Regions from separate parts of the Mus musculus genome. Here all the other regions are linked to region 2. Evidence: chromatin loops called from intact Hi-C (ENCODE). Cell type or tissue: left cerebral cortex. All regions are shown on one strand.

What was found. A loop is a pair of places that touch in the nucleus more often than their neighbours do. Peaks named below come from ENCODE experiments on the same cell type or tissue, not always from the same donor. Only the 100,000 strongest peaks of a DNase experiment are listed, where the experiment ranks them.
Region 1: a loop joins it to region 2, with 4 times the contacts of the local background. A loop is called at or near these places in 3 of 42 quality-filtered maps.
Region 3: it touches region 2 in a loop (3-fold over the local background); 4 of 42 quality-filtered maps call a loop at or near these places.

Annotation. Positions count from the first base shown.
Region 1 is chr9:83,324,120-83,326,619 of GRCm38, forward strand. Gm46122 (a long non-coding RNA gene) reads left to right here. Exons shown (of 2, transcript XR_001779247.2): 2 at 1-2,500. Among named protein-coding and RNA genes, the nearest start is that of Gm46122, 8.7 kb to the left of the region's middle. In left cerebral cortex, no CTCF peak of the experiment used is centred here; DNase peaks (open chromatin) are centred at 1,350, 1,638 and 2,089; H3K27ac peaks cover 1,558 bases.
Region 2 is chr9:83,595,248-83,597,747 of GRCm38, forward strand. Sh3bgrl2 (SH3 domain binding glutamic acid-rich protein like 2) reads left to right here. Exons shown (of 4, transcript NM_172507.5): 4 at 1,978-2,500. The coding sequence ends at 1,989. Among named protein-coding and RNA genes, the nearest start is that of Gm39384, 23 kb to the left of the region's middle. In left cerebral cortex, no CTCF peak of the experiment used is centred here; DNase peaks (open chromatin) are centred at 1,082 and 1,762; H3K27ac peaks cover 1,604 bases.
Region 3 is chr9:82,974,986-82,977,485 of GRCm38, forward strand. It overlaps Phip (pleckstrin homology domain interacting protein), which reads right to left and starts at 504. Exons shown (of 40, transcript NM_001081216.1): 1 at 267-504; 2 at 103-161. The coding sequence starts at 306. In left cerebral cortex, a CTCF peak has its summit at 1,001; DNase peaks (open chromatin) are centred at 526, 829, 1,357 and 2,141; H3K4me3 peaks cover 2,253 bases; H3K27ac peaks cover 2,321 bases.

The DNA of each region.
Region 1 (2,500 bases), 270 kb before region 2:
GCCTGATTATAAAACTTGGGATTCGGTGCCTATGGTGAGTCTAAATATGGATTAAGCCATTAAGAATCCCCCGCTTGTAATATACTACTACTTTATATAAAGAATGACCCCAATCATAGATTCTTACAGGTATTTAGACGAGAATTTAAGACTACAGGGAAAAGCAGTGACTTTGTCCCACCACAAACAAATCAATCTGTGATTTGTGAATTGAGACTTCCCCAGAGAGATTTAGGCAATTAAGAATTGGAAGCCCTTAATTAGAGGGGAAAAGACTTTCAGCTATGGTGGATGGAGAAATGGGTGAGTTCCAGAAGGGTGCTCGGTGCTTCAAGAGTGGGGTACTTGAAACAATGTAACTTCTAAAGCAGTGTGGAACAGCTTATTACGAAACTTTAATCATAACCACAGCTTCCTGGAGTTTGCTCCTCTTGTACTCTGATCTCAGTGGCTGGTTTCTTTGGCTGTGGTTTTGATGGAGTCTTTGAGTAAATGGCCCCCTCTTTCCCCCAGTGGCACTAAACGGGGCATTGCAGACACAACACCTTCCAGACCTTACACTGGGTTTTGCCATAAGGATAGCTTTTGTAATCCACCATAAGCAAAGGAAAATGACTTCTACACGCCTCTGCAAGAATTCATTCCACATGAGCTCTCCCATGTTGACTGAGGGGTTTTATGACACACTTTTCTATATAGAATGGCCTCTAAATCCCAAATCCTTCCTGTTTTTAAACATTGGAGTTTGAATTTTTCCAAACAACTATCCAAATTTTAACCTCCAGTTTAATTTTTTTAAATGTCACTGTGAGTTCCTTGATTGCACTATAAGTCTACAGGTACTGAACACGGTATGAACACAAGGCCCTCAATCAAGACGGGGTCACCGTGAAGCAGGTATAATTTGTGGTTTGGAATTTAGCAAGCAAATAAATAAGAAAAAACGGGAAAGTAAGACAACACTAGGTATTTCAATGTGAAGACTTCAAATTAAAGACTGTACTTGGCATACTCGTGATGTATTTAATTATAAATATAAACCCAAAAGTAAAGCTGAATGAGTGTGTCTGGAAGAGTTAATTTGTGGCAAAGCAAAAATTAACATTTTTTCCAAAGTAATCCAGAAAATAGAATAAATCTAAATATCCTAGGCTAAAAGCAAAATTCTCTGTGGTCTACCGGAAGATAAAGGTGAGCTGATATTTCCAGCGTATGTATCATGTTTCCAGCCTTTCTCTACCCCCTGGATGCCTCTCCAATAGCTTTCTAAAGTGATCAAGAACTGCTACAGGCTTGCCTAAGTTTATTTCCCTGACATTCTTATTTTATGTGTTACACTGCAGGCATCTTGCCTACTTTCTTGCCTACAGGGAATAATTTTTATCTAAGTGTTAACATTAGTGACTTGAGCATAGTATTTCCTGAATATTTTTATCCCCCTATTTTAAAAGGTCATCCATTACCTTGATGCTGTTTCCTGAACTGGTGTTTTTCATGCTGTTTGCAATAATTTTCAGAAGGCAAAAATCTTAAAGGCATACAAGGATGCTTCCTTGAAACAGAATTTTCAAAGAGCTGTTTCTTGGAGCTGTTGCTGGGGGTTTAAAACGAGAATGTTCTACCCGGGAAAGCCTGCGATGTGTGAATAGGACATATTTTACCACTGTGGGTATGTTCAAATTTCCCCCAAATATTTTTGTCTTCTTTTCATTCCTTTTCTTACATTTCATAAGAAATTATTTATGTACTCCGATTTTTTATTTTTTTATTGTTCCTTGCTGTCAGCGCACATAAATATATGATTTCAGGATGCTTTCTGGTTGGACTCCTGAGAGATTGCAACATCAAACAGGTTTATTTAGGCCTGTGCTAAGCAGAACCGCAGGAAGCTAGCAAAGGCTGTTAGCAGAAGCCAAGAGGAAATCTTTAAAAACGTGATGAGCTATGTCACACTCACAGAGGACACAAAGAAATTGCATTTTTTGCACCTCCACAGATAGCCTCAGTAGGTAGCAGGATGCTGGGAAGCCAAGTACTTAAGGAGGATCCATGCCGCAGCACAGAGGGAGAGAGATGCCTGGGCTGCCCAGCCCGCATCACCAATGACAGAGTAGGAACACCGCCCCCAGCCTCAAGCTGTTCCTGCAGCTTGGGAACTCCGCAAAGCTAGCTGTGGGGAAGAGGTGTGTGTGTGTGTGTGTGTGTGTGTGTGTGTGTGTGTGTGTGTGTGTGTGTGTGTGTGTGTGTTTAAACTGAAGAGAGATGCCACCCTTTAGTTCATGGGTATTGTAGTTATTAGATCCAAAGACAAACTCAGCTGCTATTTTTAAAAAAGGAAGAAGAAAGAAAGAAAGGAAGGAAAAAAGAAAGAAAAGAAAAGAAAAAGAGAATTGCTTCAGGGTTAGTCCTTCCCCCTGATAGCTGTTCACACTGATTTGCTGCATAGATTGATTGCTTTTGGCATTTGCACCCTTCCTGAACAACGGGGAAAGAAAATCCA
Region 2 (2,500 bases):
TCCTGCACTCTCTGAGACCAGGATAACCTGGAATTCACCAAGATCCACTGGCCTCTACCTTCTGAATGCTGGAATTAAAGGCACTCGCCACCAAGCCTGCTGTTGTTTCTTTTGAGACAGTGCCTTTCTGTGGCTGACTGTCTTAGAACTTATTATGTCTGTTGGGCTAGCCTTGAACTCCCAGCGATCCCCCTTGCCTTTGCCCAGGGCTGGGCTTTCCTCTCCTCATTTCTTAACACAGCATCACACCAGTTTGCATAGATGTCGTGATTGAAGCATCCCACTCACCTGGAGATGCTTTGAACCATGGTGGGGCACAGAAGTGCAGGGGCTGTGTGCTGGAGAGACTAGAGAATGCGGGGGTCCTGGCAAGGATGTGGGATGGATGCCCCACAAGGCCAAGGGGCAGCAGCTTTATGAAATGGCGGAAGCAGAGCCACATTTGAGAGGCATCTCAAATCAGACCTGAAAGAGGTGTCACACTTCCTAATCCAACCTGAGTATTTTTAAAGCCTCGTATCGCATCATACCTTTTGGAAAATGTGAAGAACCTGAGTCTGTTTTGTGCAAAGACTTAGGAATAATGAATATTTTCATAGCCATATAAAGCACAAGATTTACTTTAAAAATAAAAACCAAGTAAGTTAATAGTTTGGTTATTTCATTTAAAAAGACTGGTTTTGTGACTAGAAAAGTCAGTTAGGCTTATTTTTTTAAATTGTAAAGAAGTAAATATGTGTAAAATAGAATATTAAACTCACTAGCCAGAGCCAACCATATTGACACTTTTCCAGTGCGCCTTACAATCCTCATAGACATACACAGTAACTGAGGCTTGGCTATAGCTCAAGTGGAGGCTGAATTCTAAAGTATCTATTTTAATGCAGCCGAACCTGCAGTGCATTCTGGAAGCTTTGTCGAAGTAGCGGGTCCTTTGAGGCTGCCTAGGACAGGTACCATCTGAAGCCCCTGTGAGAGGAGACAGAGGCTTTCAGTAATAGTAGCCCCGCTGCAGCACCTGCAGCAGAGCCTCCACCATGAGAACACGCCTTGTTTTACATCAGCAAGCCCGCAGATGGCTTGTGGGTGGTTCCTATGCACATGGTTTTTAGCAGAGGCACACCCACACAGAAAGTATTTACAGGTTCTTAAGACTATTTTTATGCCAGTCAGACATTTGAATATTTGTTAGGAAAATTAGTATTTATATAAAATATTCCACCCAAATATATTAAACAATCCAGATTTATCTTCAGAGAATTGGGGGATGGGGCAGTGTGTGTGGTGGGGAAAGCCTGGGGCAAGGATTACCTTCCAGAGGCAGAAGCCAGTAGGCTGTGTCAAAACCTCATAGAAGATACTGAGTACACACCATCTCTGGTCTCATTTTCTCCAAAGGCACAGATTCTTTAAAGATTCAGCAGCTGGTATGGAGACTTTTGCTCCCAGGTCACTAAGACAAGGGGTGATTTTCAGAATCCATAACTGCTGATTGCACTGCACACCCTTTGGCTATATTGGAGCAAATTGCAGTGGCTTCTTGGTGACACTTGTTTAATTGGGTCATGGGGACAGACAGAGTGGCACTTGGACAACAGGGGTGGTGATGCGTTATGAATGATGTGGCCATTCTGATGATGTCATTCATCCAGGGCCACCCTTAAGCAGTACCTCTTCATGCTCCTGGGAGGTCACAGCCACCTGTTGTGAGCTAATAGCACAGCAGTGTTCAAAGAAGGAGACTTGGTGGCTGCAGAGAGATGGAGCTTTTCTTTGCTTGTTTGCAGGTTGGGTGGGTAGGACTGAAGTCGAGGCTCTGGCTTAAAAGCCGAGACTTCGCCCTCTCAGTAACAGGGTGAGTCATTATAACCTCCCTCATATCTGTTCCTGACATTTCAAAAACAAAACACTGCGAAAGGCAAGCGTTCTTGTCGATGCAGTGTAATGACCGTGCCTTTCCCCTCTTGTGTTTAATAGGCGGAACCTTAGAGGTAAAAAGTAGAAGGTGATGGAGTTGCGTTTGGAGCACCCCCTGGTACTCAGCACTCGCCTGCTTACCTGATGCATCACTGTGACAAAGCCACACACACAATCAGTAACTTCGTCTGACCTGGAGAAGGTGTCTTTGGAGGACATGGGAATAATGGGGACTGCATGATTGCTCTGAGCCAATCAGTTCTGTGGTGGTGGATCCTCTTATTTTCTGATTCGTCTGCAGTTGCCTCACTCACCTGAAAGTACTCTCCCCGTGATAGGTCAACTTCCTTAATGACTGACAGGTAATTGGGCGACACCATCAGGGAGAAAACGTTGAACCTGCCCTATGTTTTATTAGAAACTGGCCTTGCAGAAACCCATTCCTCTCTAAGCTGCCTGCGTCCCATCCTTGAAACCATTTTGCCAGGATGGTAACGTCAATTGAATCCAAAAGAAGAAAGCAGTGCCGACTGACATTGACTCTGAGGGTTCTTGTTGGAGAGTCACAAATGTCACTGCTCTG
Region 3 (2,500 bases), 620 kb before region 2:
CCCGCGCCCCGGGCCGCGGCCCCGCCGCCGCCGCCGCCCTCCCCCACGCCCGCGGGCGGCCACCGCGAGCGCCCGCCCGTCCCCGCGCCGCGCGCCGCCTACCTGAGCCGCCTGCTGACAGGGTCCATCTTCCAGGAACCGGGCGATGAGGAAGTAGAGCTCTGCGCGGGAGAGAAGGACGGGGAGACACGGGCTGAGCGGCCGCGGGGGGCGGGGGCCCGCGGGCGAGTCCGCCCGGCGCGGCGGCCCCGCAGCGCCCGACTTACCCGATCGCAGCTCCGAGAGGCCTTTCCTCTCACGAGACATGTTTGCGGGTCACTTCGGGGCCGCCGGCGGGACACCCCGCCGCCGAGGGGACGCGGGGACGGTGCCGCCGCCTGCCCTGTAGCTGTCAGTGTGTGCTCACGAGCCGAGCCTCGGCTCCACCATTCAAGCAACGGCGGCGGAGGCGGAGGAGGAGGAGGAAACAACAACTCTCAGGCAGCGGCCCCGGCTGCGGCCGCCTCCGCCGGGATCCCTCCGCCGCAGAAAGGAGTCCGCGCCTTCGCGGCCCCGCACTCGCCGCCCCCGCCCCCCGCGGGAAAAGGAGTGCCTCGGCCTAGGCCCGCGCCCGCGCGGTCGTCGCTCCGCGCGCCCTGGGCCGCCACTTATTTATTTATTTCCAGCGCGAGGAGATGTCGGAGCCGAAGCGGCGGGCTGCCTGGCGGGCGCTTTCTCTAAAGAGGCCGCGGGCGGGAGGGAGAAAGGGAGGGAGGGGAGGAGGGGGCCGGCACGGCTGCGCGGAGGGATCTGACGCACACGGAGCCGCAGCACAGGCTCTATTCAGCGGCGCTGGCTGGGTTGAGATGGAAGTTAGTTTCTATGTAGCAGAAATAGGAAACAAATGAAGCAAAACTGCTCAAAGAGGGGAAATGCCGGGAGGACTGGGCTCACTCTCACGCACGCACAGAGACTCTCAGCGAGCACTCTCAAGCTGGGCCAAGTCGGGATCGCGCTGCCCTGCCCGACTTGAACGCTAGTGTTTGCTTTCAGTCTTGCCATGTGCATGTGTATAAATGCTGCGGATTGGCATCCGTGTAAGTCTTGTCCTGCGATATTTCTGCAGCCTGGGCAAGTGTTGTGTAATTTATTGGAGTGCCGTGGGTTGCAATAGAGGTTCGGGCTTTTTTTTTTTTTTTTTTTTTTTTGAGCCACTTGCGTTCTGCAAACCCGTTATTCCCCGAAGCCACCTCTGCATATTTCTTTTATTACTACCATCGCCTGAAGCGTTCGTTTAAAAAAAAAAAATGTTTTTGTTTTGATAAACGGGCAAGAGGAACTCCAGATTTGTACTTCAGCTCATCTTTTCCCCCACTTATTACAAAAAGGCTAGTGATGGCTAATTAGGGATTTGGAAGTGAAGAACCTTAAAGCTTTTTAAAGTGTTTACAAGAAGGGCTAATATAAACCTGAAGGAAAGGAAAGGGCGCTAGCTAATACTTATCTCTAACTGATATGGAGGTAAATTACTGACACGGTCGATAACCTACCGAAGGTTATTGAAAGAGTATATTACAGTTTAGCAAAGGTGATTAGTGATTAAATAATTTAAATTATCTGTGTATCTTGCAGTTGACTTCGTCATGCTAATTAATGGCTTCTAATTTACGGTGTAAACCATTCCTGTTTACAGTTAATCACGGGAAGACTTCTTAAAAACTGGCGAAAAGCAGAAACAAAAATCTTTTCGTAAATCCTAATGTAATTACTGGTTTTATATGATACATCGTTCATCTGTGTTTTGCTGATGAGGATAGGGGCCTTGTTATTTTTAAAACGAATATGGGTGAAATTAATGGAAACAATGGAAAAGGCCGTTTGTTAAAAAACAAGGACACCGAGTGATATTTATCTCCAGATGAATTAAGCACTTTCCAAAAAGACTTTGAGAGTTCAATTTTTTTAAAGGTTGGCCTTTTAAAGAGAATTAGGCTAGTCATTCTTTTGTTAATCCTTAACAAAAGATCCTCTTTGAATTTCTTAGATAATAAGCTGCATTTTATGGGTCTGATTTTAAAAGGTAATTTGTGAGGTAAGGACCAAGAAGCTGGATTGTGGTTTTCCGGGATTGTTTCCTCAAGCCCTGCACCCTCCTAGCTCCCTGCCTTCCTAGTGGGAAATGCTGCAGCCGCCTTAGGCTGTACTGCAAGAGCACTAAAACACCAGACATTCTCACACATGTGAGCACGAGGAAACCGTCTCAACCCCCTTTGGAATCATGGATGTAAAATTGCCTTTTGTAACTCAATAAAAATAAGAGGTTACCCCGATTGGTCCTAATGCTACAGTATTATAAGATCTGCCCCTAAACTGGTGTGGCTAGCCTCAGAATCTGGACATGTTTGCATTTTTAAAACGTGTAATCCTAGTCTTACAATGTTAGGTAAAGTAGCCTGCTTCTGAATAATTAGGCATAAAACATATTTTATATGCCTTTGCAATTGTATTTATTTATGTGACT